Linked DNA regions of Mus musculus: all the other regions are linked to region 1. Evidence: chromatin loops called from intact Hi-C (ENCODE). Cell type or tissue: heart. All regions are shown on one strand. Links, peaks and the distances in the headings refer to the core of each region. The heading gives the core; the rest is flanking DNA. Region 1 holds the start of Irak2 (interleukin-1 receptor-associated kinase 2). Region 2 overlaps Sec13 (SEC13 homolog, nuclear pore and COPII coat complex component). Region 3 has its middle 18 kb from the start of Gm36023.

Region 1 (10,253 bases), core at 845-8,844:
GCCGGGGTGACACGGAGGAACCCCGTCTCAAAAAACAAAAGCAAGCAGAAAAACAACAAAAAAAATTCACATTGAGAACAGATTTTTAACCTATGAAACAACTAGAACAAGTAGTTAACACTGCCCACCCAGGCAGACAACACTGGGTTTGGGATCAGTGCACTGGAGGGACAGGAATGTGTCTCAGTGGGGGAGCACTGTGTGACTTGTCACATCAGAGGCCCTAGGTTCGATCCCCAGCACCACACTGCTGCTGGTCCCTGGCCCGTCCGAAACAACGGGATTGCCCCTGAAACTCCTGGCCTCAACTACCACCCTGCCTCTGTCCTCACCACGCACAGCTGATGGTTCATTTGGGAGATATGCTGGCTAGTTTTTTGTTTTTTTGTTTTGTTTTGTTTTTTGATTTGTTTTTTTGTTTTTGGTTTTTTTGAGACAGGGTTTCTCTGTGTAGCCTTGGCTGTCCTGGAACTCACTTTGTAGAACAGGCTGGCCTCGAACTCAGAAATCCGCTTGCCTCTGCCTCCCGAGTGTGCTGGGATTAAAGGCGTGCGCCACCACGCCTGGCACTGGCTAGTTTTAATGTCAACTTGACACAAAGGTAAGTAAGCTCATCTGGAAAGGACATTTTGATTGATGGAAAAAGAAAAGTACCTCGATAGGATTGGTCTTCGGACTTTGTTTGTTTGTTTGTTTGTTTATGATTCACATGAGAGGACCAGGGCCACTGTGAACAGTGCCAGCGGCTGCCGGTCCCTGGGAGGTACTGTAGTATAGCAGGCTGAGCACAACCAATAAGCAACACTCCATGACTTCTGCTTCAGTTCCCGCCTCCGGGTTCCTGCCCTGACTTCTCCTGGTGGTACTGTAAGCCAAATCAATTAGAACTTATAGGTGCCTGGGTAGAAGTGGGTGGGGTAACTTCTACGTAGAAAAAGTTAAAGCAGGCCTGGGAGCTGCCCCCACAAATTGTTACTAATACCAGACTAGGTGGATAACTCAGGCCCAGGAAAGCCATGGGGACCACTTATGGTAATTGTGGGAGTGTTTGCTAGACAAGGGATACACCTCATCAGCAGCTCACCTACAAGGGGATGACATTCTTTTTTTTCCCCCAAGACAGGGTTTCTCTGTGTAGCCCTGGCTGTCCTGGAACTCACTTTGTAGACCAGGCTGGCCTCAGAAATCCTCCTGCCTCTGCCTCCCAAGTGCTGGGATTAAAGGCGTGTGCCACCACGCCCGGCTGACATTCTTTAGTTGTAACAGGGTGCTGGCTTTTAACTTGTTAACTCCGAATCTGTTTTGGAGCCCAGGCTGGCCTGGAACTTGTGATTTTCCTATCTTAGTCACCCGAGTGTTTGAGCTCAATGCGCGCTCCATTAGAACCCAGAAATAACTCAAAGGACATGCTTGTGGATCCTTTGGCCTTGGACTCCTGGATTCAGGTGATTCTCTGGCCTTGGTCCTGGAGTCAGTAGCTGATAGTGGGCGTCCAGCTAGAAAGTGGCTGACATCTTCAAAAACTCCATTTATTTGGAGGTCAGAGAGGTGGCCCTGTGGCCTTGCAGATGACTGAGATTTGAGTCCGGCACTCACACAGCAGCTCACAACTGCCTGAGACTGCAGCTGCAGGGACTCCAGTGCTCTCATATGGGTACCAGACATGCAAGTAATAAGTGCATAGACACACGTGCAGGCAAAACATCAGTATGCATAAAATAAATAAAACCTTTAGAAATCACATTGACTTACTTAAGCATGGTGGCACATGCCTTTCACCTCTGTAACTTCGAGACCAGCTTAGTCTACATAGTTCCAGGCTAGCCAGAGCTACACAATAAGACTGTCTCAATAAATAAACAAACAGATAAAGTTACATTTATTTATTTCTGCATGTATGTGTTTGTGGGGGTGGGGTGGGGCATGCATGCCTGGGCCAGGGTGTACATAAGGTCAGAGGACAACTTTTGGGAGCTGGTTTTCTTCTATCATGTGGGTCCTGGACATGGACTGCTAGACATCAGTTATGGCAACTGTGATGGTGTGTATGTGCTCGGCCCAGGGAGTGGCACTATTAGAAGGTGTGGCCCGATTGGAGTAGGTGTGTCACTGTGGGTGTGGGCTTTAAGACCCTCCTCCTAGCTGCCTGGAAGCCAGTATTCTGCTAGCAGTTCAAGATGAGGATATAGAACTCTCAAGTTCCTCCTGCACCATGTCTGCCTGGATGCTGCCATGTTCCCGCCTTGATGATAATGGACTGAACCTCTGAACCTGTAAGCCAGCCCCAATTAAATGTTGTCCTTGTAAGAGTTGCCTTGGTCATGGTGTCTCTTCACTGCAGTAAAACCCTAAGACAGCAGTAATCACCTTTACCTGCTGGGCTATCTCCCTGGTTCTTGAAGGTGGTTTTAAAATTGTTTTCGTTACATTTACTTATTTGTGTGTGAGTGTGTGTGTGTGTTTGTTCACACACACATTTGTGAATGTCACAGGACATGTAGAGTCAAACAACTTTTGGGAGTTCTCTCCTTCCACCATGTAGGTCCCAAGGATTGGCAGCAGCTTGTCAGGACTGGTGGTGAGCACCTTTCTCTGCTGAACTACTTGGCCCACTACAGATAGTGGATGTTAAAAGAGAAGTTATGCTGGGCGTGGTGGCACACGCCTTTAATCCCAGCACTCGGGAGGCAGAGGCAGGCGGATTTCTGAGTTCGAGGCCAGCCTGGTCTACAGGGTGAGTTCCAGGACAGCCAGGGCTACACAGAGAAACCCTGTCTTGAAAAACCAAAAAAAAAAAAAAAAAAAAAAAAAAAAAAAAAAGAGAGAGAGAGAGAGAAGTTATGCAGAATTTTCGTGTGTGTGTGTGTGTGTGTGTGTGTTGGGTGGTTCCTGGGGTTTGAGCCCAAGGTCTTGGTCATGCTAGACAAATGCTAACTTGACATATGGGCTTCAGTCTTAGCCCTACTTGGCTTCATCTTGAGACAGGATCTTGCCAAGTTTCCTCGATGCTTTCAAACCTTCAATCCTCCTGTCTCAGCCTTCCAGGTACCTGGGACTGTAGGTGCATTCCAATCATGCCAGGCCTGGAGTACATGTCTGTCAATCTCAATTTTTATTCTTTTCAACTTTAAACAGACATTGCCCAGTAGACAGGGTTTCTCTGTATAGTCCTGGCTCTCCTGGAACTCCCTCTGTAAACCAGGCTGACCTCACTCAGAGATCCACCTACCTCTGCCTCCCGAGGGCTGGGGATTACAGGTGTGTGACACCACTGCCTGACTTGTTTTGCTTTTTTAAACCCTGGTGAACTGTGGGTCCTGTGAACCAAAGCCACATGTATCCCAGTCCATAAACTTTTACTTGAATTGGGAACGTAAGCAAGCCTTGTGCTGAGCAGGCTGTGAGGAGGATCCAAGGCTGTCACACTTGACAGACCGGAGAGGGTGCAGCAACATTTATCTTCCTGGAGGGTAAGATCCATCCAGATGTTCGGTGGACTGGATTTTACTCCACAAAACCTAGTTTCAGGAACTTAGGAAGATAAGCAGAACAATAGAACACTTGCCTAGCTGGCGAAGGACCTGGGCTTGATCCCCGACCTGGCAGAGAAATAAAGTTCAAAACAGTGATTGGAATGGTGGCACACGCCTTTCATCTCGGCAATCGGGAGGCAGAGACAAGTGGATCTCTGTGAGTTCAAGGTCAACCTGGTCCACACCCAGAGCTACACAGAAAATAAATTTAAAATGAGCCTTTTGTTTTTGTTTTGTTTTTCAAGACAGCCACCGAGGGCTAAAATGAACTTCTTTAAGTTTTTAAATTTATTTTACTTTGTGTGTACAAGTGTTTTGACTGCATGTATGTCTATACACCATGTGCATGCCTGGTCCCCAAGGACGTCAGAAGGTATCGGATCCCTTGGAACTAGAGATAGGGATTCTTGTGAGCTGCCACGTTGGTGTTAGGAACTGCTTTTCCAAAAGTAGTAAGGGCTCTCAACCACTGAACCACTTCTCCACCCCACCTCCTCAAATAGGAACTTTTTTTAAAAAAAAGATTTATTTATTTATTATATACAAGTACACTGTAGCTGTCTTCAGACACCCCAGAAGAGGGCATCAGATCTCATTACAGATGGTTGTGAGCCATGTGGTTGCTGGGATTTGAACTCAGGACTTCTGGAAGCACAGTGCTCTTAAATGCTGAGCCATCTCTCCAGCCCGAAATATGAATTTTTTTATTGACATGAAAACTATTTGTTATTGCCTTTTATTATTGTTTTTTTTTTTTTTCCGAGATAGGTTTCTCTGTGTAGCCCTGGCTGTTCTGGAACTCATTCTGTAGACCAGGCTGGCCACCAACTCAGAGATCCTACTGCCTCTGCCTCCTGAATGCTAGGATTAAATATGTTCACCACCAACTGCGAGTTTACTTTTTTTTTTTTTTTTTTTTGATTTTTCGAGACAGGGTTTGTCTATGTAGCCCTGGCTGTCCTAGAACTCACTTTGTAGACCAGGCTGGCCTCGAACTCAGAAATCCGCCTGCCTCTGCCTTCCGAGTGTTGGGATTAAAGGCGTGCGCCACCACGCCCGGCGCGAGTTTACTTTTTAATTTAAAAAAGTCTCACTTTGTAGTCCCTTTGGCCTGCCTTGGAACTCAGTGTGTGTGCAACCAGACTGGCTTCGAACTTGTGACTGTCCTCCAGCCTAAGAGCTGAGGTTACAGGTGTGTCACCTACCCAGATCACTTTTAAATTGTTCAGCACAAGGTTTGATTCGTTCCTTCTGTCCACACTGAAGGCAAAATCTCTTGGTTTTCTCCGCTTAAGTCTCTCCAGTACCTGTTATATGAGCGCATTTTAGGAGGCTGTGGAGGTCAAGTTAGCCAGCCTCAGGGAGTGCTTTGGAACTCTGGATTGTAGGATGCCTTTCCCAGGCCCTTGGTCTACTCCTGACACTGGTCCAGGGGTCGGGTGGCATGTGCTACTGAATGCCACTGGGAGGCGCTCGCTTGCCCGCTCTCGGCCATAGCTTGGGTGGAGCGTGACACCGCGCTTGGCCGCTCGGGGGAGCTTGCTCGCTTACCCAGTGGGGCCGCGGGCAGCGCCGCCCTTTACTAGGGAAGTCGCGGCCCTCCGCCACAGGCTCAGTCGCCAGGCAGTCTCGCCATGGCTTGCTACATCTACCAGCTGCCGTCCTGGGTGCTGGACGACCTGTGCCGCAATATCGACACGCTCAGTGAGTGGGACTGGATGCAGTTCGGTGAGTGACACTACTTACTCTGAGCCAGGACCCGAGATAGACAGACAGATCCACGCCCCCCCACCCCCACCCCGCCCCGTGTTACCTGAGGCCGGGGATTCCTGTGTAGAACGCTGCTGCTTTGCTTTACTTTGCAGAACGAGCTGGAGCTGCCTATGAAGTTGCTTATAGCCTAGGGTGGTCTGCTCACTATGTAGCTTCTTGGCGAGTTTTGGCTGTCTGTATGCTTGTAGAGCTGTTACCAGGGCTGTGATCTACCTTGCAGCCTGTGGTATCTGGGGCCACCCTCCTAACTTCCCTGAAACTTGCCTTAATCTATAAACTGCAGCTGACAAGGGTAGATTCTTTATACAGTTGTAAAAATAAAATAGTGTCAACCGGGCAGTGGTGGCGCACGACTTTAATCCCAGCACTTGGGAAGCAGAGACAGGTGGATTTCTGAGTTCGAGGCCAGCCTGGTCTACAGAGTGAGTTCCAGGACAGCCAGGGCTAAACAGAGAAACCCTGTCTCAAAAGACCAAAATAAATAAATAAATAAAATAAAATAAAATAAAATAGTGTCAAAGAATGTACCTTCCCTACCTTAGTGTCGTCATTCTGTGGCATATTTTCCATTCTTATTATTTTGAGACAGGGTCACCCAGTGTAGCCCTGGTACTTGCTTTGTAGATCAGGCTGGCCTGGAACTAACAGAGCTCTACCTGCCTCTCCTGCTGGAATACTGAGTTAAAGGTGTAGTCCACCATTCCTGGCTAGTCATTTATTTTTCTGCAGTGAGGGAACTTTGATCCTAGGGCCTCGTGCCTGTTAGAAAAGTCACACTACCACTGAGCCATAGTCCAGGTGACGTTCTTGGACTTTTGAGACCTGTTTTTCGTTTGTTTGTTTGTTTGTTGTTGTGTTTTTTAATGTAGCCCATGTTGCCTTGGAATTTGTCATTGTCCTGTCTCAGCCTCCTAAGTGTGGGATTATAAATTTGAATCTCTTGTATTTGTGGGGTAGGGGGTGGGGTGGGAAGGAATAAGGGGCTCATGTAGCTCAGGCTAGCCTTGGATGCCCTGGAACTTCTGACCCTCTCACTTCCATTTTGGAATACTGGGATTGCAGGCTCAGCTTATGTGGTGCTGGAGATGGAACCCAGGAAAGCACTATACACTAAGTGTGGAATAGCCCCGCTACCTTATTCCTGTAGGTCAAACGCACATAGGAACAGTGGGTAAAGGCAGTGTAACTGTTGCCACTTAATCTCCTTTTGTTTTTTCAAGACAGGGTTTCTTTGTGTAGCCCTAGCTGTCCTACTCCCTCTGTAGACCAGGCTGGCCTCAAACTCAGAGATCCACCTGCCTCGGCTTCCCAAGAGCTGGGATTAAAGGTGTGCGCCACCACTGCCTGGCAATGATTTATGTGTGTGTGTTTATGAATTTTACTTGATTATATTTTTGTCGTGCTTGGAATTGAGTCCAAGGCCTTGTGCCTGTCAGGCAAGCATTTTGCCAGTGAGCTATATAACTTCTTAAATGAAATTATGTGTGTGTGTGTTCCATTGTTGTTGTTGTTGTAATACAGGATCTCATGTAGTCCAGGCTGGCCTAGAACTCATTACCTAGCTAAGAATGACCTTGAATTTCTGGTCTTCCTAGTGACCTCTCTCGAGTTGCTGGGATTATGTGTCACCATGCCTGACTTCAGTAATATATTGTTTAATTAAGATGTTTACGATACTGGAGGCTGGCAAGATTGCTCAATGGGTGGAGGCACTGAATATCAAGCCCGTGGACCCGTGTTTTATCCCTGGAACCCTTGTAAAGCTAGAAGGGGAGAGCCCACTCCACACAGTTGCCCCGTGACCCTACCCAGGCGCACTTACTACAATGAGTATCTATTACACAGCTATACTTGATACATAAAGTGGACATGTCTTGTGTTGTCCTGCCAGTTTGGATATATATTATGCATGCGAGGAATCGGATGTTCCTCAGCGGCAAAGCACTCAATTAGCGTGTGTTCCTGGGTTCCACCCCCAGCCCTGTGAATGAAAAGAAAACAAGAAAGGAAAAATAAGTATTTTAAGGTTATGGTTCTCATTCTGGGATTTTTTTTTTTTCTGTCAGTGGCAGTTGCCAATGTCCAGAGACATCTCTAGTTGTCACACCTTGATAGATGCAGAGGCTGAACACCCAACAGGACAGCCCCTCAGCACAAAGCACAGAGCACAGCAGCCCCCAAGGCTCAGCGGGGGGGGGGGGGGGGGAGGTCAGGGAGCCTCTTTACCCAGGAAGAAAAGGAGTTGATGTGCAAAGAAAAGTACTGTAGACATCAGGAGCAGAAAGATGAGGCCCAGTTCTCCACGGGGATGAATGTTCTTGGCTTCCATGAGCCAGTTGTAACGGCCGTTGCTGTTCATGTTTGCTTGCTAGCTTCTGACCATGCAGCCCCACCGTGCTCAGGACTGCACCTCCTGGTCTCTTTCCCAACTGCCTTAAGTGTAGACACTTATGTCGTATTTAAGCCATCTTGTGATTTCTGTACACCAGTCATGCACGACAGACAGCCTGCCTCTTCTCTCTTAAAATATATCCTAGGTATTTTGCCTTGATAATTTTTTTTTAATCCCAGCTTTCTATTGTATAGCTCAAACTGGTGATCCTCCTGCCTCAGCTTCTCCAAAGCTATGATTATACATACCTGGCATTGAGCTCTTATCTCTTGAATGTATTTTCACTCTTTATCACTACCAGGGAGCTCGAGGGCTGGGACGGGAACATCCGAGATGAAGGGAGGTGACTCTCCTTTGTGCCCTCAGCCTTCCTATCCCCTCCTTGCAGGCTCTGTCCTAGTCTCAGGGTGCCCATGAAGATGTCTATTACCACTGGATTGCCCAGGGAACTCTGGCTGAAGTGTGGCTCAGTGGTAGAGTGTGTGCTTACTGTGCCTATGGGCCTGGGCTCAGCTACTGGAATGACATAACAAAGAGAAGGAGGGAAGGAAGGAGGGCGGAGGGAAGGGAGGGAGGCAGGGGTTGGTGGGTAAGAAAGCCTATTACACAGATGTGTAATTCCCGAATGTAGGAAGTAGAGGTAGGAAGATCAGGATGGAATTCCACTCCGGCCTGGGCTACTTTTGAGGGTCTGTCTCAAAAAGCCAAAAACCAAGTAAGCAGCAAGCAATCAAATGATAAACAAACAAACCCATTATCAACCATCACATAATCCACACATTTAAGGAGCACCTCTGTGAGTGCTCACACACACTCACGTGCACACCATACATCCCGCCGCCCCTGCCCCCTCCGCTCTAGGTGTTTTCTGTTGTAGCATTTTATGTGAGTGGGACCATCCTGCGTGCACTGTCCTTTGCGAATGGCTTCAGCATTTAGCAAGTCTTAAAGGGTCATCCACGTTGTAGTCAATGTGAGTTCTGTATCCCCTTCCTTCCTTCCGTCCCCTCCCTCATGTCTCTCTTCCACCCCTTCAGTTTCTCTCATTTACTCTCCTCCCTCCTTTTCCAGTGATGAAAACAGAACCCAGGGTCTCTCACATGCAGGGCTGTGCTCCTTGTTCTAGTATCTCTGCCTCTCTGTCTCTGTCTGTCTCTCTGTCTCTGTCTCTCTGTCTCTCTCTAACTTTTGGGTTTTCGAGACAGGGTTTCTCTGTGTAGTTCTGGCTGTCCTGGAACTCCCTCTATAGACCAGGCTGGTCTCGAACTCAAAGGTCCACCTGCCTCTGCCTCCTATGGGCTGGGATTAAAGGCATGCACCATCACTGCCTAGCTTTCCAGTTTCTTTCTTTTTTTTTTTTCTTTTTTTTTTTTTTTTGGTTTTTTGAGACAGGGTTTCTCTGTATAGCCCTGGCTGTCCTGGAACTCACTTTGTAGACCGGGCTGGCCTCGAACTCAGAAATCCGCCTGCCTCTGCCTCCCGAGTGCTGGGATTAAAGGCGTGCGCCACCACGCCCGGCCAGTTTCTTTTTTATATTCAAGTAATACTCCAGTGTATGGATGTCCAATCTTTTGCTTCTCCATGTCTCCACTGAGGGACATTTGGGCTCCTCTCGTTCTTGGGCAGTCATGAAAACTCTGCAGGACATTTGTGTCAAAGTGTCAGTGTGGACACATGCTTTCATTTCCCTTGGGAGTGAACCTAGGCGTGCTGAGGAGTACAGTGCGCACTGCACTCTTATAGGACACGGTGCCACGTGTTTTCCAGAGGGGCTGTCCTGGTTCCCATGCCCGAAGGACGGCTACTATTTATCTTGTTAAAGCTTGGCAGTAAGACAGGCTTTCGGGCTCCTGCTTATTGGCCATTTATATATCCTTTGCTGAGAACTGCACTGAGTTTGCAAGCCCTGGACATGGCAGAATTACCCAGAGTCCACTGAGGCTTCACGATGGTTGAGGAAATCAAGGAAATTCCTTAGTAGGCCTGCCTGCTCTCTCTGTTTCTGTTTTGCTCTCTCTCTCTCTCTCTCTCTCTCTCTCTCTCTCTCTCTCTCTCTCTCTCTCTCTCGTCACACATACACACAAACATACACACCTACCTCATCCTCCCTGGCCTCCTTTGGGCTCCTGCTCTTTGCCTGTGAGTCACCCTTAGGTGGCTGCAGTTTTCTCAGTCCAGAGGCTGCCCTGAGCCCAAGCCTAGCCCCTCCATATGCAGTTGCCAGCTGGTCTCAGGACTCTGGTTTTCGGTGCCCCAAAGGAGGGAGAAGGCGGGTGATAGTCCCTGCTCTCCAAAGTCTTGGCTGTTGAGCTAGTCTAAAGAAGGTGATCTTGTGCTGGAATCCTGGCAGAGATCATGTGGGAGTATGGAAAGATCTAAAGCGTCTAAAGTGATTGTAAAAGCCCACAGCCACAGCTATGAATCTTCCTTTGGATCAGCAGGTAGACTTCTGCCTTTGTTTCTCTGCGCTCATTTGCTCCTGGGGCAAAGACTTGTAGTATCTGTCTGAGTCTGTGTACAATGGGGTTCTTTTTGTTTTGTTTTGTTTGATTTTG
Region 2 (10,253 bases), core at 1,439-9,438, 94 kb after region 1:
TCCTCCTTTTTGTACACCATGCCTTCCACCTCGAAGCAGGACATGCTGGGGTTTGAGGCTGGATTTCTTTGTATTTTCAACCTGTAGGTAATGATCCCTTGCAGGGAGGGAGTTGTGTGTGTTGCATATCAGATATTTGTGATTCATAACAGTAGCAAAATTAGTTATGAAGTAGCTACAAAATCATTTTATGGTTGTGGGTCACCACAACATGAGGAACTGTTAAAAGGTTGCAGCATGAAGGTTTAGAACCATTGCTCTAAAGAATGTTAGGCTTTTTCATACTGTGAAACTACTATAGATTACTCTGGTTTTTGTCAAGGCAGTTTGGCTTCAAGAACAAACCTAAAGTGGATGTGATGGTACATATCTTTAATCCCAGCACTCACTAGGCAGAGGAAGGCTAATAAGTTCAAGGCCATCCTTGTCTACATGTTTATTTAGCTCCAGGATAGCCAGAACTACATAGACCCTGTCTCAAGACAAGAAAAGGAAATTTTAAAGTTAACTGCAGGTGCTTGAGACAGGATAGCAATATGTAGCTCTGTCTGCCCTAGAAATCATTACTGTAGACAAGGCGGGTCTTGAATTTGTGGCAGTCCTCCTGCCTCTGCCTCCCAAGTGCTGGCATTACAAGTATGCCCACCATGCCTATCATCTTTCTTAGAACTCTCCCCAGTGTAGTAGTAGTATGTTGTTCCACTGACTACTCTCCTGGGTGTGTGGACTCCAGAGATGGAACTACCCTTCCAGTCCTGAGCTCTTAAGGTCATAATTTCATTTACCATACCACCTCATCTGGTCCTCAGAGTCCCTTATTGCTGTGTGATGCATCATATCACTGTTGAAAACAGCAAGTAGCATAGGAAGCCAGGCTTGTCCTTAGGTTGACAAACTTTCGTGCATTCTGAGCTGAGCAGCAGAAGAAAGGTCCTTCCAGCCTTCTTTTTCTCATGCATATCATGGAAGAAAGGAAGTTGTGGTTTTCATGTAATTTCTGGAGGGCCTGGGTTCTGTGGAGTGACTTGGGAGACCTTGGGAAGGTCCTGGCATCTCATTTCAGTTCAGCTTTTAACATGTTACAGCAAAACAAGAAGTCTAGTTTATGAAAAGTAAGAGATAAATGGAGCACAACGGGGCATTTGGGGTTCTCCTGAGGTGACATTGGTATCTACCTGAAGGTTTGGTGTGAGTATATATACTTATGTTGTGGATGAGAAATAACAGTACCCCTCTCTCTGGTTCTGTAGCAGATTAAGACCAAGTTTGGGGTGAAGTAGGCTAGAACTAATCCTCGCTTTCTCCTTACCAAATAGGTAAGTCCTCTATCTCTTCTGCCAAATACTTAAACAGCAGGCTTCAGTAGGTGGTAGCTGCTTTAGTGACTGCTAGTTCAGGTGAGGGTTCCAAGACCTCTGCTGGGAGGAGGTACATGGCTCAAAGTCAGTTAGCATCAGCTTCCAATAGCATTGTGTTAGAATGCCCAGGGCTGGGCTAACATTCCTTGCCTGGCATCTGGTTGGTCACCTGTATGCATGTGTTAGCATCTCATTGTCATCAATCCCATCCCATGGAGTAGGGATACCCAGAGGAGGGACTATTTCCCCCTTGCAGGTGGAGCTCCTGATTTCATATTGGATGGGGCCTGGAACATGGCTACAGATGTTTGCAGTAGCACAATTTAGGTAGATGCACTCACTGTGTGGGATGACAGTAAAGTTTCTATGCAATATGATTTTATTAGCTTGGATAGCTTTTAACCAAAAGATAGTTAAAAATGGCCAAAAATATTTAAAAATAATAGTCATTTGTTCCTTACATGAATACTTTCAGCTGGACGTTAAATTACTAAACACATGGGATCCCAGTAAGGCAGGTGAACACCCAGTGTTGCATGTGTGGGCACTCGGGTGTGGAATCTTGGTAGCACTGGGACTCTTCTTCCCAGTTGTTTGGAGGTTGTTCCAGAATAGGTAACAGGAAGGCCAGGCTGCCTGTGCTGTCACTGCTCGTTCTGTTGGCCCTCTGTGATGGAGGCTGACACAGAACCCTGGCCCTTGTTGACGTCACTGATGCACACCCACTGTCCGTCCACCGACTCTTTCCACAGGGTCACCTGCAAGTTAGCACACAAAAGTCACAGGCCTGTGCCTGTTCTGCTGCTCTTCAGCCACATCCTCAGTGTAAACACAGGCCAAGGGAAAAAGCATTTGACTCCCGCTACCTGCTACACTTCTCAAAATGCAGGGGAAGGACTAATCCTTGTTCCATAGGAACACCCTCTAACTAGAGTGACACTGAGAGAGGAAGTATGTGGCAGAGAGCAGGCCAGGTTGGGTCATCTGTGTCACCCACCAAGTGTTGCCGGCACAAGTTAGACAGGACACTATTATATGAGGGACCATTGTAGAGCAAACAGCTGAAAAGGCCTATTCCTGGAAAGAAACTGAGTAGTTGTTCTCTAACAACACTGCCCTGTGGCTCCTCAGAAGGGCATATGCCTTGTGTAGCTCACCTGAACTTGCTACAGAAGCAGAATCCTTATTGCATATATAGGGTGAGAAATGGCCTGAGAAGGCAGACTGTAAAATGCTTCAGGGATGCCAATTAATATCAGGTCCTGACTCTGGTACAAAGAAATAAAGGAGGATGGCTATCCTTTGAGATGGGGCCTGCAAGTCTGTTCTGGAACTGCAGAACAGAAAAGGCTACGTGTAGAGGGTTAAGAAATGTTTGTACTTGTCTTTTAGCAATGAACAATGTTGTCTAAAGATGGCTAGCTTTAAAAAGGAAAGCCATTATGCTAAATGAGATAAGCTAGCCACAAAGGGACATAATGTAGAGTGGGTAGTGAAGGAAGCGCTGAGTTTGTCTTACAAGCTGAAGAATTCTGAAGATCAGCCGCACAGTGTCACACAGCACTTAAAGTCTATTTTACCAGTTCCAGAAAATACAGAGGTATTCCCTAGTCTCCTTTTCTGCCCTTTGTTGGTCTTTCCAGTGGTTACTTGGCTCGTGTCAGAAGTAGGAGGTGGTAAAAGTTCTGTGAACTATCCTGATGCTTAGGAAAGAGCCCCAGGCTCTCCTTGCAGAGGTCAGGCTACACTGCAGCTATGCAAGTCCTGTTGTGTGTCAGCCCTCAAGAGGGTTGGAGCACCCAAGCTATAGTTCAGATCTCCCTCTATGATGGAGCCACTAGGGCCCATATGCTGCACCCCTCACCGCCCACGTCCCCCAATGAGGTATACCTTATTGTCTCCACCTGACACAGCCAGGATGTTGGCTGTGATGGACCAGCTCACGTGCCACACAACATCATTGAACTTGTGTAGGAGTTTAGGTGACCACATATTGCCTGAGGCATCGTCACAGGTCCAAATAAACACTCGACCATCCTAGGGAAAGAAACACATCAGGAGATGGGGGTACAAGCATTCTCCCCAGGGGGGGTTATCTGTACCAGTAGAGAAGGAGGAAAGCCACACTAAAGAGTCTGTTCCAATGTCCTGCTTCTGATCCTTTCGCCCTGAACACATCTCACAAATAGGCTGGGGCCTGGATTCTGTGGTTTCAGGGATGAATTCAGAGAACTGCTATAAACAGACTGTTTTTCTTCCTGGCTGACTAGTGTGTCTCATGTGAACAGGGACAATCATCTTACAAATGAGCAAACAAGAATGTCCAATAAAAACACTAATGGACCTGAAATCCCTGCCTCTTATTTCTCATCCCAGTGATGACAGGAAATAAGGGAAGGATGACTAGTACATGGACCCAAGGTGCCTCCATTCCTCCTACATGAGGGTCAGGAGGGACTAAGCTTGACACTATTCTCAAGCCACATTGGACTCATCTCACTGTACGCTGGCCCTATAGGATCCTTCTGTTCTCTGTCCAAGTCTAAAGGTGCCTACTACCCACCTTTCCCTCTGGGCAGACTGGAAGGAAGGAACGAACTCTAGTGTGAAAATAGGGGATGGGCCTGACCTGAGAGCAGCTGGCAATGGTGCTGGTGGGCAAGCCAATGGAGGGGGCCCAGGCAACATCTCGGACCCAGTCGCTGTGTGCCTCTAGCTTCTGCTCCTCCTTCCACTGGCCATCCTCCTCTTCCCTGCAGAGGAAATCAGAGCAGGAACACAGTGGCTGGCTGGTCATTTCCACCTTGGGTAAAGGGGTAACCTTTCATGTTTTCTTCAATGAGACCAATGAGTAGAATTCCTGCCCCTAAGGTCTCCAGGAAATGCCCTTTCATCCATAGCTCCAAAGTTTGGGGAATACTAAAGTGCTTAGAAAAGGAGCAAGGTGTTTGTTTTAAAAAGGAAGTCTTGACAGACTTTACTGGCAGGGAGAAAGGTGATCTTGCTTTTTGTACACGGTAGCTGAGCAATGACAGGCAGCAGAAGAGATGTCCACACAACTCACTGACCTCCATAGCTTGATGAGGTTGTCACAGCCACCTGATGCAAACTTCTTGATGTAATTGGGTTTCTGCCCTGATGGTTGGTCTATAAGGCTTCCAGGCACAACTGCTGGGGCCCAACTGACAGCATTACAGCCAATCTGCAGAAGGGAACCTGTGGTGATGCTATGTTCTTGCATAGCAATAAAATAAATGTTTCCATGCACTCATGGTGATTTCCCTCTAGTTGTCAGGACTTGGGTTACAGCACACAGATAATGTGATGAGCAATTAAAACCAGCATGGGAGGCAGGATAAGGGGACATGGGACAGCAAGATTGTTGACCTGCCAACAAACCTAGCCAAATCCATGTGCACTTAAGATTCAGTAAGAGATCCTGTCTCAAATGTGAAGAGCAACAATGCAAGACATCTGATATCGACCTTGGGCCTATACATTCACCTGCATATACCTGTACTAACAAGTACATACACACCAAGTAGGGGTTAGCCTTAAAGGCAAATATTATACCAACAGACTACTCAGTAAAAATCCTAGGGATCAGAAAGGCATAAAGTGGTATGTTTCAAGTCCTGACAGAAAATGACAGGACTACAGTGCAGAATCAAGAGAGAAATGAGTATAATCCAAGGGGACTTGGCCTCAAAGCTAGCACTTTGTGAATGGTGGAGAGTCCTGTACCAGAGGGAGGAAGAAAGACTACTCTCAGAGCACATACCATTAGAAACAATGGACATGCAAATGAGGAACAGCAAAGAAACATTAATACAGCGAGTCATCAAGCTACAAAGATAAGCTAGAAAAGGCACATTAAGGAGGGCTTAAACGCCAGGCAGTGGTGGCACACGCCTTTTAATCCCAGCACTTGGGAGGCAGAGGCAGGAGGATTTCTGAGTTTGAGGCCAGCCTGGTCTACAAAGTGAGTGCCAGTACAGCCAGGGCTATACAGAGAAACCCTGTCTCAAAAAAAAAAAAAAAAGACACAGACTAGGCCTGGGAAGATGGCTCAGGACTTGTTAAACCTGAATTTGGACCCCTAGAACACACACTAAAAAAACAGGCATGAGCCTGGCGTGGTGGCATAAGCCTTCAATCCCCACACTCAGGAGGCAGAGGCAGGTGGATCTCTGAATTGAGGCCATCCTGGTCTACAAATCGAGTTCCAGGGCTACACAGAGAAACCCTTTGAGAAACAGCAGAAAAACCAACCAGGCATAGTAATGTGCACTTGCCCAGTTCTGCACTAGTAGGGCAGAGAGAGGAGGACTCCCTGAAGCTCACTGGCCAGATAGTCTATCCAGATTAGTGAGCTTTGGTCTCAGTGGGAGACTGTCTCAACATATATGGTGCACAGTGACAGGCATCAGACATTGATCTGCCTCTATGGGTATGACCATGTATGCGTGCATACTCTACACATACACAGATGGACTAACTTTGAACAAGAACCAACAGTATGCTTGATATAACTCACCTTAGCACCAGACACAGTCATTAAATATGAAAGGTTAAGAAATCAGGCAAACAGAATTGAAACCAGGCAATAATAGTACGATACCAAGGTCACATGATCAATTGATAAGAAAAGAGAGGGCCTCAGATACATAATGGTAGCAAATTCAAAAGTCTGAAATAATGTCATATTTCTGATAAAAAATGGACCAAGTCTGGAAATCAACAGCAAGAGAAACTGCAGAAATTACACCCGGAGACCGAGATGGCTAATCCTCACTATCGACTTGATTTAGAATCATCTTGGACACAAACAACTAGGGATGTCTACGAGGACATTTCCAGAACACTCAACTGAAGCGGCACCATTCCAAAGGCTTGATCCTGGGCTGCATCAAAAGGAGAAAATAAGCTGAACACTAGCCCCCAAAACTTCCCCCTCTCCTTCCTGACTGCTACCGATGCCATGTGACACCTGTCTCACCAGTTGACAGGCTTCTGTCAAAATAAGCCTTTCCTTTCTAGAGTTGCTTTTACCAGAGATTTTGCCACAGCAAGGAGAAAAATAACATATGTGTGTGTATTATAGTTTTGAACAATAAATTACTAAAGAAATTAAGTGGGAAATAAAACGTGTTTTTTGGGTTGGTTTGTTTGCTTTTGAGACATAGTTTCTTTGTGTAGTTCTGACTGTCTTAGAACTAGTTCTATGGACCAGGCTGGCCTCAAACTTGGAGATCTGCTTGCCTCTGCTCCCCAAATGCTGCAATTAAAGGTGTGAGATGCAATTGCCCAGCTTGAGAAAATGTCTTAAATCAAATAAATGTAAATGGAAACATACCAAAAGCATACGAAACCTAAGTAGTACATTAAGTGGAAAGATAGCAAAAGCAGTACGAAGAGGGAGCTTTACAACATCGAGATCCTGCAACCAAACAACACAACTCTGTTCCAGGGAAACCAATGACTGAGGCCTCCAAAGGCACTGTACTCATTATGTGTATACACACCCTAACTAAAATCAACTGGAAAAATGTCAACAATACACGAAACAATGTCCAGTTACTCAAGAAATTAAAAACACATGCAAAGAGGCCATCAAGAAAACAGCTGCAAACTCCATCCAGGGTGGATGAGGTGGGAGAAAGATGCTTACAGAGGGCTGGCAGCAATGCTGAGGGTGGTGAGGTTGTAAGTTAGTGCAGCCACTACAGAAAAGAACTCTACAGGATCCTGCTCTACAGATCCTGGATGTATACCCAAAGGACTCTTATCAGCACGGCACGGGAATAATTCACCCATACACCTTTACCACAATTCAAAGCAGCTACGATCTGAAGCCCTGTGTACACCATCAAAGAAAACAGCCTAGACATACAGTGGAGTTTCTGTTCTGCCTCGGGAGAATGAAAGTATTTCATCTTCAGGATAATAGATGGACTGGGAGATCACCATGTTAAGTGAAACAAGCCTGACTCAGACAACTATCATATTTTCTCTTATATACAGAATATAGGCATAAAAAAACCAAGACATGGTAATATTGACAAGAGACTATTTGGGAAGAGGAAGTAGATTATCTGGAGGAGGAGGAGAATACAAGAGAGGGTAACAGGTGAATATGATCGAACTGTAGGATATGCATGTATTTTTAATGTCCAAACTTGTAATTTTACACAATGAATATATACTAATAGAAAATGCAAAAAGGCAAACATGAAATTGTCAGATGGCCCAACTGTTTCATAGGAAGATACATTCCTAAGGGTAGGAGATTAGAAACATAAACATAAACCCATAAACATTCATAGCAACATTTACTAATAATTGCCTCTGCCTCTCAAGTGTTGAAATTAAAGGAGTCTGCCACCATGCCCATCCATTTGTTCTTTCATGTGTGCGTATTTTATAGAATTACAGGATACCCAGTTAGGGGCTCAAGAAACGTGAGTCTCCACTTTACACCATGCTTTCTGGCCTATTTCATACCTAAGGTCCAAGGACCAGAAAGCACAGGAACTAGATATCTAGGCCAGTCTTTAAAACTCACTGAGTTCTGGGGACCCACAGTGCTTGTCAGCCTCAGGCTTCTGTAGCCAGGTGGCTGGTCAAAGTACCCCTATGCTTCTGTCCCCAACCTGGGTCTTAGTTGTAGAAACCAGTGCCACCTCTGCTTTGGGCTGAGAAGGTGGCTCCAGCAAGTCTAACCTATAACCCTTCCTAGCCACTGCTCAGCCAGGACACCCACTCTCTTCCTAGGAGCACAGAAGACTTTAATACAGCAATTGCTCTCTCTTTCATGCAAAAGGCAGGGGCTGGACTCACCGTGTGAGCATTGTTAATCTTCTTCACTTCCCACTGGCCTTCCCCTGTATAGGTCAGCAGTGAGATGGCCCCATCTGAACTCCCACAGGCCAGGATCAGGCCATAGTCATGAGGGGCCCAGCAAACAGAGTTCACTGTGGAAAGGAGGTACAGTGAGAAGGTTTTCATCCTATATCTACTACTGCGCTAAAAACCACAGGAACTGCCAGCAGTCTTTTGACATTTGGCCAAATGAGGACAAATGAACACCTAACAGCATTTGTCTGTCTTCACAAAGCAAGGAGGAGAGGCACCCTGAGATTCAAGGCTGAGCTTGGAAAGCCTCACTGTTCTTACTAAACTTCTTTCTCTGGTCAGTCTTGGGGACTGACCTCTGCTGTGGATAGACCAGTGAAAAAGCCAACAAATGTCCAAAGGATGGACAACAACAAGAGAAGGGTCTGGGATGCGAGCAGAGCCGGGGCTTTTCCCACCCATAAGACCTTCCTACGCACTCGCCAACTCTACATACCTGAGGAGTCGTGTCCCGAGTGCTCATGGGTCTTCTCCCAAGTGCCGTTTTCCTCCTTCCAGATGATGACTTTCCGGTCATAGGAACAGGAGGCCAGGATATTGCCATACATGGGGTGGGCCCAGGCCACTTGCCATACTGGCCCCTCATGTCTGTAAGGGAGGGAGTCAGGCTGCTCAGAGGGTCAGGGGACACACAGTACCAGTTCCCTCTGGAGAGACAACACAATGTTCCCATTGTCTTTGTTTTTTGAGGCAGGGCCTTCTACTGTAGCTCAGGTTAGCCTTGAGCTTGTGATCCTGCCAGATGTGCCACCACACTTAAATTTGGTTTGTGTTCTACTAGGTTTAGAATGAGAACTCTGCATCTTGAAATGACTTACTTAACATTATATTGCCTCTTTGCCAAAACCAAGTAACAAGTAGCAGGTCTAAAAACATGTAATTTCAAAGTCATAATGAGCACAAACGATATTCTCAGACAACTACACGTAAGATGAAAACTTTTCTTGGTGACATAGTGACAGGTCTACAGTCATTACTGGAGTTTCCAGCCTACATCCAAAATAGAAGGAAATGGTAAACTCAGAGTCATGTAAATAAATGTGATTGTCTTCTCTGTCCCAGTTTGCCAAACTTGTCACCCTATTCACGGAATTTTAGCAGACCCAGGTACCCAGGTAAGGAACCTATACTATGTCAAAACCTCTGAAGGAAAACAGAGATATGACCTTGAAAATGAGCCAAGACCCCAAGGGCTAGAGGGTGAGAGAAAAGCAAACATCTTTTAAATAATCCCTGGCCATCTATCTGCTATGGGCAAACAGAACAAGAGGATGTGTAAAGTTTGTCTTATGGGCCCAGCGAGATGGCCTAGTGGGTAAAGCCCTTGCTGTGTCTGCCAGAGTTCAATCCCTGGAAGCCATGGAAAGGTAGAAGGAGAAAACTCCACAAAATTGTCTTTAGGTGAAATGCATAAATGTGTGCAGGTTGGTACTGTAGTGCTCATTGCTTCTGAACATGGCAGTGTTGCCCACATCAAAGATACTGAGGATGGGCCCTGGATAGAGTCAGGATTATCCCATCTGAGGTTAAGCAGGGGAGGGCTTCAAGAGACAAAGTGCCTCACTTCCCAGGTCTCCTGGTGATAGAACTGGGGATCATACTTGAATGTATCTGTGGCCTTACCTGCACCTCTGCTAAGGGCTCACTGCTAAATGTACTCTGAGATTGCAGGGAATCTGTACTCTCCCCTTTCCTCCCAGGCCTGAGGATCCAGCTACCCTGTGGCCTTCTCCATGTGTGTTTACACTTACCCTCTGAGGTCTGCGATGAGGATCTGCCCTCCATTCCGCACATCGAAAATTTTGACGGACCTATCCGAGGAGCAGGTTGCTAGGCGGGTGCCGTAGTAGTCCATCTGTGCATCATGCTGCAAGGAGAGGACAGCTAGGGAAGCCTGCAGGACGCGTGGCTAACCCCCAAGCCAGGGCCTAGTGTAGACCTGAATCAGGCTTCAGGGATAGTCAGCTGTCACCTGAAGCA
Region 3 (10,253 bases), core at 889-8,888, 440 kb after region 1:
TTCAGGCAGCTGCTGCCCAGACCGAGGGCTACTTTCACTGATCCATCTACCAAGGGTGATGGCCTTGTCTGTAGGGCTTTATGGTGGTGGTGGCGCCACCTTGTGTCCAAATGGAAAGAGCCGTTTGGATGCTGCCAAGAGGCTTCTAGGGTCTAGGGAACCTCGACTCCAAGCCCAGCTTCTTTCTTCTTGGAGCAACCAATGGATAGATTTACTCATGTAGGTATTCCTTTCTTTTTTACAGTCACTTATTTTTTTTCATTAAAGCACCTGCTGTATACCTCGAGACCAAACCTGAAAGTATAAGAGTGGACCATTCCCGGCTTCAGCATCTGGGGCTTTTACTCCGAGAGAGGGACAGGCACAATCAGGATTTGTGCTCCCAAAAGTTAGTGCAAGGAGCCTTCATAAAAAAAAATCTAGGAAGATGTCTGGGAACAGGATGACTGTAACTCATCTCCATTCTGCCCTAACCAGTATTCTCCAAAGCTCTGCCACTCTTGGGAGGGTTGTGGCTGGTGTCTTGCTGTTCCCTCCTGCTTCTCTCCTTCCTGAGGGTCACATCAAAGGGCCCTGTGGGTGACCACACGGGCATCAGCACTCAGGATGTCCCTCAGGTAGTTCTGAGACATTATTCCCTACGCACAAGTATCGATGACGATGGTGACAACCGTAACAGCAGCAACTTTCAGTGATGGCTCAGCTTCTTCCAGATGCTATGCTAAGAACTACCTATTCCAGGGGCTGGCAGGATGGCTCAGTTGGTGAAGTGCTTGCTGGGCAAGCATGGGACCCTGAGTTTGAATCTCTGGCTTCATGTAAAAAGTCATCTGTGGTGGCACATATATGTAATTTCAGATCTGGGAAAGGGGTGAGAGGAGGATTCCTAGGGCTCGCTGGCCAGCAATCCCAGCCCATCAGTAAACTCCTAGTTCAATGGCCGAGCTTGTCTCAAAATAAAAAATGGGAAGGGACTGAGGGTGACGCTGGACCTCGATGTTCCATATGCACAGGCACAAAAACCCCACCTAATCTTTACGCCTGTCTTCAGACATGGGACACTCTCCCACCCATTGTACAGGGAAGAAAAAAATCAAGGCTTGTTGAAGTGAGGCTGGAAAGAATGTATCCAGTCACTCCATCTACGGCTGCTTGTGAGCCATTCCAAATTCCCAGCTTCCCACTGCTCACCTAAGCTTCTACCAGAGCTCAGCCAGCTTGTTCCAGAGGCTAGACCCCACAAATGTTTCCTACTATGGACAAAGTCTCAGTTTACTTTGGTTGTAACAGAACAGCCTAGACAGGGTAATTTATAAACAGTGAAGGTTTATCTGGCTCAGGGTTTTGGAGGCTGAAGCCCAGGAGCCTGGCGAGAAAGGCAAGTGAGGGTGTAAAGCATTGAGGCAGGAAGTCACCACTGCAGTTACAGTGACAATTTAGTCACAGAGCAGAACCCTCCGTCAGGGCCGTCACTTCTTAGCGATGCTACCCCACCTCTTGATCCTGTTCCTGTGGCAACTGAGTTTTAAAATGGGGTTGGCAGGGACATTCATAAAAGAGCGGCCACTCCACTCCCTTCAGGGGAGGTGGCTGTGTTTGGGAGCCAGAACTTCCCTAAGCTATGAAGCAGGTAAATGCAGACCTGGTTGTCCTAAGGATGAGGATCGTCCCGTGACTCTCGTACCCCAAGGGTTCATGCTCAACTGCCGTGTCATATGTCACCTCCTTTCCCAATACCTGGCCCAATAATGTCTGCAGCTGCACTTCCACAGCCCAGATGTAGTTTGGTTTTGATGAATGTCTAGGATCTTCCTGTCATACGTACAAGCCTGAGCGGCCCCTGAGCTGCCCCTGGAGGTGGTGGTGAACATGGGGACCTCATCTGACCTGGAGAAGTAGAGCGGCTCTGTGACCCCACTTCCTCCACACCAAGAGTGTACTGGCCCCTCCCACTTCCCCCACACCCAATGTGCACCTCCAGCCCTGTGTGTCATCCCTTCCATTTCCTCTGAGTTAGCTCCTCTCTATCTGACCACCTTCACTGCCTTCAACAGCCCAAGGCTCCTTCATCCTTTTATCCTGCAAACCCACACCCTTCCTAAGAGCAGGGACTCTGTTGCCCATGTTCCCAGAGTCCAGAACAGAATCTGGGCTGGAGAGATGGATCAGTGGTTAAGAGCATGTGTTGTTCTTGCACAGAACTTGAATTTATCAGCATCCACTTTAGATAGCTTGCAACCAGAGAATCTTACATTGTCTTTTGGCCTTAGAGGGCAGTTCCACACACATGTGCAAGCACACACACATACATGTAGATATAAATTAGATTTAATTCTAAAACATAATAGAGCAGAGTACCTGAGATTGGATCATTTATTAAAACAAAACAAAACAAACAATCCCATCCCTTTACCTGGTAGTTTTGGAAGATGGGGTCCCAGGTAATGGGGCTGCAAAGGACAGGAGCCTTCTGCAAGGTCCATAGGTGACAGAGCACTGCTTGGTGAGGAAGCAAGAGTGCCTGACAGGGCTCACTCTCTTAAGAAAGCCATTCCTGAATGGCCCACAAGCCTGTTAGTACTCCACGAGGGCAGAGCCCCCAGGACCCATTAATCTTCCAGAGGCTTCCCCTCCAAACAGCATGACTGTGTGACCTTCCAAGACATGACAAACACTCAAGTCATATAACAGGAGCTTGGCAAATGTTTGCTGAGTGAGTTAGTTCACCCTCTGGCCCTGACCTCACCTCATCCTGCCCCTTTTCCATCTCCTTCTCCTCACCTACCTGAGTGCTGTCACACTGGCTGTGACTGCTGTCCTGAGATCTGCAACAGTGGTCACCTAGAGCTCCCCAGCTCCTAAAGGGAGCCCCTTGGTGACAGAAGCCCTGTTGGAGTGGCACCCCAGTCCTTGCTCTCTACTGCTGTCTTCTACAGAGTATGGCTATCATGGACATCAGACTTGGCCATGGAGTAGGTGCAAACACATGCATGTCTGGGTTGCACGTCCAGTTTCTCTGGGGAAGGGACCTGAAAATGGGCATTTCTAGAATGTTCCTAGGGCAGACTGTCACTGCTGGCCTAACAGCTGCACGAATCACTGACCTAGAAAAATACACAGCACAGGCAGGAAGAGAACTTAGTGTATCATCTCTTGAGTTTGCTGACCTCCTGCCTGCTCTCTGCAGGCTTTGGGGATGGGAGGACAGTCACCTCAGAAAGGACTCGGGTGAGAACAGCATGTGCTGAGGCCAGAGCTGTGCAGTGGGCTCTGTCAAGTGAGGAGACCCTAAGTCGTCATCCGTGTTCCCTTTGCAAATCCTGAGAAAGTTAATTATCTGACCTTGAAGCATCGGGTCGCTGACCTTCCATGGACTGGCCCCCACTTGTCCGTCTTACAAAGCACATGATAAATAGAGGCCCAGAGCGATTTCTCTGGGAGGTTTTGTGTCCGTATTTTAATAACCGTTGAGCAGCGCCATGGGAGCCAATTACAAAACTAGGACAGTTCCCCCTCCCACCCTGAGCCACTCAGTGCCTATCTCTGAGAAGTTGTGGGTGGCTAACACTGACAGGTCCGGAAGGGCTCTGACACAGTTTCCCCAAGCAGGTGCAGTGGGAACAATTTGAAACTTTGTTCCAATAAGGCAGAAGTCATGGTGTCCCTGAATCCTGCCCTCCTCTTTAACCAGCTTCCCTGGCTAAAACTGAGTTTCTCTTGGAGTCAAAACATGGCAAGGGGGTGGGATTGGAGGCACCAGCACTGGTAATTTCCACTTCTGTCACCATGCCACCATCCCTGCTCTCTCTGGAGACCCAGGGTGGGATCTATGCTGTCCTGCTGTGCAGGGCCTGAGGTTAAAGTTTGGGAAAGCGCTCTGTCTATGAACTTCTTGGGAATGGTCTCGGCTTCTGGATTTCTTTCCCCACAATGTGAAGGTCCCCATTCTAGATGTGTAACTCCACCCCTCCTCAGAGGCCTGGATCCTGCTGAAATCAAGATGCGGCATCTCTGGTGACCAGATATAGAGTCACCACTAATCCCAACACTAGGTCACTCATGGAATTTTGAGACTGTGGGTCCAGTGACTGCCAGTATTCTGACATGCTGGCTGTACATTATTTCAAATGGCTCTCTCAGAAAGGCTGGTCCAGCCTTGGACTTTGCCAACCATTGTGTCTTTAGAGCTAGGTTCATAGAGCATGCTCAATATACAGTGAATGAATGAATGTTCCTTGTTATGGCAGAAGCATGTTACCTAGCTGGGAACTTTGGCTCCTATCCTGCTGACCACTGTAGGGAAGTGGCTACTGGCCACTTTTCTATGTCAGAATGACTCACCTGGAAGGAAATTACCCTGTTCAAGGCCATACAATGATGGGATCTGGGCTGGGGGCGGGGGGGGGGTCTGTGTTCAGGCCTGTGGGGATGGTTATCCGCTGACAGCTCAGACTCAGATCACTGCAGAGAGCAGGAACCTTGGAAGACATGATCTATGGTGACAGAGTACGCTAGGCAGGCTCGACTTGGAGGTCAGGCAGCATGGGGTGTCTATTGAGAGAGACCTACATCAGTGTCCTTAGAGGGAGAGGGGAGTCCGGGAAATGGTCCTAGGCTGACCTTGGGGAAGGACTAGAAGAAAATGCTTAGTTTCCAGGGCTGGGGAGGGGCCCTGACAGACTGGGCAGAGCCAGCCAGGAAGGGCAATCTTCAATGACCCCCACCAGAATTTATGAGGCAGGTGGCTGCCTTGGTCCTGCTGCTTGGATAGGTTCATCAGGGCTGATGTAAGGAATGAATGAAGATGTCCTGCACTAAGGTGCAGGTCTACTGTGTGGTTAGTGTCTGGTCAGGGGAAGAACAGATGTGACAGGACCCCAAGGGATAAAGTGCATCTGCCTATTGCACAGAGCATTCTGGAAAGCCGTGGGCACCCTGACTCTAGTGGGCTCCCAGGGCTGAGACAAGGGTGGGTGGCAAATCTGCATTCCAGGCTGACTGGGGTCACTCCGGGACAGCGGAGGTTGTGGGAAAATAGAGGCACTTAGCCAGCAGTGCCTCCTCCACACTGCAGGGACTTGGTGTCCTTAAAACCAGGACAAGCCTGCCACCCAGTGCTGTCCTGGATCATAACAGCAGCCTGCAGTGTGGCTGCCACCCTGTGCCTGGCCTGAGAGTGCAGCTACACACTGAAGACTCTGATGACCTAGGGTTACCAACCATTCTCTCCCCAAAGCATGTTTTTACCCCAGTTCACCACTCCAATAGCCCAGAGCCATTCTACAGAAGAAAGGCAGGCATTCAGCCTGGTCCTTCCACTCCTGGAGGCAGTGGCGTTTGCATTAGGTATGGTGTGCCTGGCCATATTTTAAGGTGTTATTCTTATGGTTACTGTATGTTCTGGAATGTTGTATAATGTACAACTTGTTAAAGTCTCTATCTTTTGTTGTTTTGTTTTTGTTCTTGAGACAGATAAACAGCCTGGGCTGGCCTTAAACTTACAATCCTGTGTCAGCTTTCCACATGCTGGGATTAAAGGTATGCCTGGCTTATTCATATATATGTATATATTCAGATATGATGTATGTCATTTATATTCCACAGTAATAGCTAATCATAAAAATATGATAAACATGGCCATGTCTTACATAACAATGTTTCTATATAGGGGACCACCCATGTGTCAGCGCCTCTGTGACATTGTATCACACCTAATGACATCATACACATTTTAGTTTGCACATGTATATTCCTGGATGTTTTCATAACCTATGTCTTAAACGTAGTTATTACTATCACCAGGCCATGTGACTGCGATTAAGACAAAATCTTCACACAGACCCATGACCAAGGAACCCCACCTCACAGATGGCATTTCTGAGATGCAGAAAGGTTGATCCTTGGTCGTGGGTCAGAGTTAGGATCTGCATTTGGGTCCCAGGAAGACAGGAGTCCCTGGGGTCCAGTTCCCTAGCTGCTCTGTCACAGATATGCCCTGTCTTCAGAAGGCCTCTGAAAGAGCCCCGAGAGAGGAGAGTCAGATTTCCCCCACGTAGTCACAGTTTACAAGGAATCCCCTGGACTCAGAGTTACAGTTGGGTGTGAGTCACCAAACTTGTTCTGATATTGAACCCAGGTCCTCTGCAAGAGCAGCAAGTGCATCTAACCACTGAGCCATCCCTCCAGCCCCCTTGACTCTCTCATCGGTAAACCTCTGCTATCCTCTGGCTCCCATTGCTGTGGTTTGGATCTGCCCTGCCCTCCTGTGTGTTAAAGGCCTGGTTCCCAGTCTGGGGGCTACTGGAAGGAGGTGGGACTCTTAACAGGTGGGGCTAGGAGGGAAACAGATCTCTGAGCATGTGCCTGTGGAGGGGCCTGAGGGACACTGGTTCCCCCACTTCTTTTACTTCCCAAGCAGGATGTGAACTATTTAACTTCCTGTATAGAACACTCCCATCATTGCCACCTGGAGCCCTCAAATGAGGCCTGAATGCCATAGAGGTGCCTGGCACAGACTGAGGCCCCCATAACCATGGGCCAACCATGGACCACGTCTTTCTTCATAAGTCAACATCTTAGCCCATGTCATGATGAAGTAAGAGTCCAATATATTCACCCTCAGGATGACTCCCAGATTTCTAAAGCTCCATCTCATTGAAAGTCCTTGTAAGTGGATCTAAAAGTGCTTTGTGCATTGATGCTTGATTGGACGAATTGTGGGCAGGTGGACCAAGCCAAGAGGCCAGAGGGGCAAGTGGAAAGAAGAGAGCAAGAGAGGGAGGAGGGAGAGAGGACAGGGAGAAGAGAGAAGGAAAGGAGGGGGAGGAGGAAAATGAAGGAGGGAGATGGAAGGGGAGAGGAGGGAACTGGTGCTCATGGAACACCTGACCTAGGACCCTCAGCACTGCCTGTGGGTGGCCATCATTTCTGTAACTTGAAGCATGAGGTGACAAGGACTCCTCCTGCACCAACCAGCTGGAAAGTGACATAGCCAAGATTTAAAGGGAGCTTAAATCCTTGCTTCTCAGTGTGGAGTCCCCTGTTTTTCCTCAGTCCCTGGAGGAGGCCAGATGACCATGCCTAGCTCCTGGGCTCCTGTCCAGTGAGGCCTATGTAATCAGACACCTGGCTCAGCCTGGGCCATGCCTGCCTGCCATTCACTGGGGTCACAGACAACTTCCTTTAAGACATGAGATGTTGTGTTTGTGGTGCCCCTGCCCCTGCTCAGCTCTGTGACCCTGTCTGTGCCTGTGGCTAAATCTCTCTGGGTTTCAGTTTTCTCATCTGTGAAATAGGCTCATGTCTTGCAAGGCTCCAGAAGGCAGCGGAATACCCTAAGGCATGTGCACACATTTGCAAAACTGCAGACAGCACTCGGGCCAGCAGCCTCTGAACCATGCTGTAAGGGGGGTAGGGGCAGGGAGGGCTGAGCGCTCCGTCACTGGACTTGACAATCAAAACCAGTTCTGACCACAGCTGACTTTTCTGTAAACCCAGAAGTGGAGAAGAGGGAATACACTCCCATTATCATTAAAATATCAGCACTTGGCTGAGGGGATGGCTCAGTCAGTAAAGCCGGGGCCTGAGGTCAATCCTCAGCGCCCATGTAAAGACAGGAGCAGGGAAGTAGAGATAGGCAACCCCTGGGCCCAGCTGGGCACCAGCCTTGCCTAAGTAGCAAGTTCCAGGCCAGTGGGAGATTCTCTGTCAAAAAATGAGGTGGGCAGTATTCCTGGTGAACAACCCAAGATTGATATCTGTCCTCTACATATATACAGACATGTGGACTAGCACACACATATTTGCGTGCGCATGTGCACACACACACACACACACACACACACACACACACACACACACCAGCTTTCATGGAGGCTAAACATGTCTAGGGCCTTGTTTTATAAGTCATAGAGTCTGTGGTCACCAGATCTGTTACCTTCTATATCTGCCCCTCCCCCATACTGATGGGGACAAAAGGTGACTTGACATTAAAAAAAAAAAAAAAATCAGCCGAGCAATCTAGGACCCTTATCCTGAGGAGCAAAGACCTCATTAACACAGTCAGACTCCTAAGAAAAGTTAATTGAAGTGAACAAAATCTCAGAGAATTTAGCTCTCCTTTTGAGAGACTATTTTTGGCCAAACTGAGACAGAAAGACAAAGAAAGCACACCCAACTACAGAGAAACTAATTTGGAAGCCGTAATGGAGGACAAGCGGCTAGATTTCCTCAGAACCCTGGAGACACGATTAGTTAAGAAATAATTAGGCGCTTGCTGTCCTTGGGGTAACAGAAGCTAAAAACGAAGTGGAGAGACATTGAGAGTCACCAGAAAGGTCGCCGGTTGCTCTCGATAATGTCTCCTTCCCAGATTTGAAGATTTAAGAATTATTTTGCCAAAGACTCATAAAGGCTCCAACAACTGGTCAGAAGAACTTGGAGTGGGAGGAGCTGCAGGAGTTCTAGAGGAGTTCCCTGGGACAATCCAGGGGTCTTGGACCTCCAGAGAGCAGGCAGTACCTGTGTTTGGTGGCATGAGCCATGCCCCCTGCTGAGAGTAGAGCCTCCTTATCATTGGGCCTGGTTGAGTGGTTTCTGTACAGGCCTGAAGAGTGAACAGTTTCCTACAATTGCAGAGTGACTGACAGTATGTAGTTGAGGGGGTGTGGTCCTGGTCAAATAAAACTTTATACAAACAAGGGTGCCACAGCTTTCTCTCTGCTCCTAAAACGTCCCCTGGCTCGTCCTATCTTGCAAGCCTACTTGCAAGCCCCTGGTTTTAGGAGAACCAGGGAAAGCTGAGGAGTGAGCTTCAGACATGACTTTAGTCAATGCTGCCTAAAACGTTCATTGACAGCCTCTTCAACCAACAGTGCTGGGAAAAGTGGGCATTCGTGGGCAAAAGGAGGAAACTAGATCCCAGCCTCTTACCCTGTACAAAAATCAATCCAAATGAATCAAAGGCCTGAATGTGAGACCTGGAACTCTGAAACTACTCCAGGGCAGCGTGGAAAAGACACTGTAAAATGTACGCAGAGGCAAGGACCTTCTGAAGACCTTAAGAGGTCAGGGAACAAGAGCCAGAATTGACTGTAGGATTGCATGAAACCAAAGACAAAGGAAAACCACAGTACAGCAAAGCACTGAGTGATGGCAGAGCCTGCAGAGTAGAAGACTCTTTGCTAGCTGTGCACCCAAAGGGATTAGTATCCTAGTACATAAAGAACTCAAAAGACCAAATACCAAGAATGATCCAGCCCAACAAATGAATTATTGAAAAGAGTAGACAGCTCTCAAAGGTGAGGAACAAAGAGCCAATAAGTGTACCAAAGGATCGAGGCGCTGTAGCTGCCAAGGGAGTGCAGTGAAAACCATAGTGGGATCCCTTCTCTCCCACTCAGAGTGGCTGTCACTCAGAGAACCACGAACACTGGAGAGGATGTGGAGAAAAGGGCCCTGCTCATTGCTGGTGGGGTGTGAACTGGTGCCAACAGCGTGGAATTCAGAAGCGAGGCTCCTCCCCCAAATGAAAATGGTACTATTATACTGCATCCCCTGGGCACAGCACAAGGACTATAGGTCCACACCCCACAGAGACACTTGCATGCCTATGCTTGTTACAGTGGAAACAGCCAAGTCATGGCAACAGCCTGGGTGTCCATCAACACAGGAACAGACGAAATGTGGTCCATGCACACAACACATTAAATTATTCAGCAAAGAATGGGTTCTGCCTTTCCCCCAAAAATTAATGGAGTAGAAATGATGACATTGAGTGAAATAAGGCAGATGGATAGATGGCACACTCTCTCTCATTTGTAGACCTTGGAGTATGCAAATAGATAAGAACATGCAAGTATGTGCACATATGCATATGTATATGTATGTGAGTGCATGTGTATATGTTTATGGACATACATATGTACATGTGCATATGTGTGCTCATATATGTATGTGTGTATAATGTATACATGAATGTATATATATATATATATATATATATATATATATATATATGCATGTGTACATATGGGTATGTGTGTATATGTATCTGTATATGTGTACACAGTTGTGAATGTGTGTTAAAGTATGTATATCAGTGTGTATATGAAAATGTGTGTGTGTATTTATGTGTATGTATATGTGTGCATTTGTGTGTATAAATATATGGTTTGTGACTGTATGGTATCTGTGTGTATGTGTTTATGAATGCATGGATGTATTTGTGCATATGCATATATGTGTAAACATAT

What was found. Hi-C counts contacts between places; a loop is a spot of excess contacts. Peaks named below come from ENCODE experiments on the same cell type or tissue, not always from the same donor. Only the 100,000 strongest peaks of a DNase experiment are listed, where the experiment ranks them.
Region 2: it touches region 1 in a loop (2.6-fold over the local background); 2 of 42 quality-filtered maps call a loop at or near these places.
Region 3: it touches region 1 in a loop (7-fold over the local background); 9 of 42 quality-filtered maps call a loop at or near these places.

Annotation. Positions count from the first base shown.
Region 1 is chr6:113,633,381-113,643,633 of GRCm38, forward strand. It overlaps Irak2 (interleukin-1 receptor-associated kinase 2), which reads left to right and starts at 5,087. Exons shown (of 13, transcript NM_172161.4): 1 at 5,087-5,261. The coding sequence starts at 5,168. In heart, for the core only: no CTCF peak of the experiment used is centred there; a DNase peak (open chromatin) is centred at 5,051; H3K4me3 peaks cover 901 bases; H3K27ac peaks cover 1,093 bases.
Region 2 is chr6:113,726,348-113,736,600 of GRCm38, forward strand. It overlaps Sec13 (SEC13 homolog, nuclear pore and COPII coat complex component), which reads right to left. Exons shown (of 9, transcript NM_024206.4): 3 at 10,025-10,140; 4 at 8,710-8,861; 5 at 8,199-8,332; 6 at 4,427-4,560; 7 at 3,988-4,111; 8 at 3,249-3,395; 9 at 1,705-2,116. The coding sequence ends at 2,003. Among named protein-coding and RNA genes, the nearest start is that of Sec13, 9.2 kb to the right of the region's middle. In heart, for the core only: no CTCF peak of the experiment used is centred there; no DNase peak of the experiment used is centred there.
Region 3 is chr6:114,071,685-114,081,937 of GRCm38, forward strand. No RefSeq gene overlaps it. Among named protein-coding and RNA genes, the nearest start is that of Gm36023, 18 kb to the right of the region's middle. In heart, for the core only: a CTCF peak has its summit at 5,134; no DNase peak of the experiment used is centred there; H3K27me3 peaks cover 2,446 bases.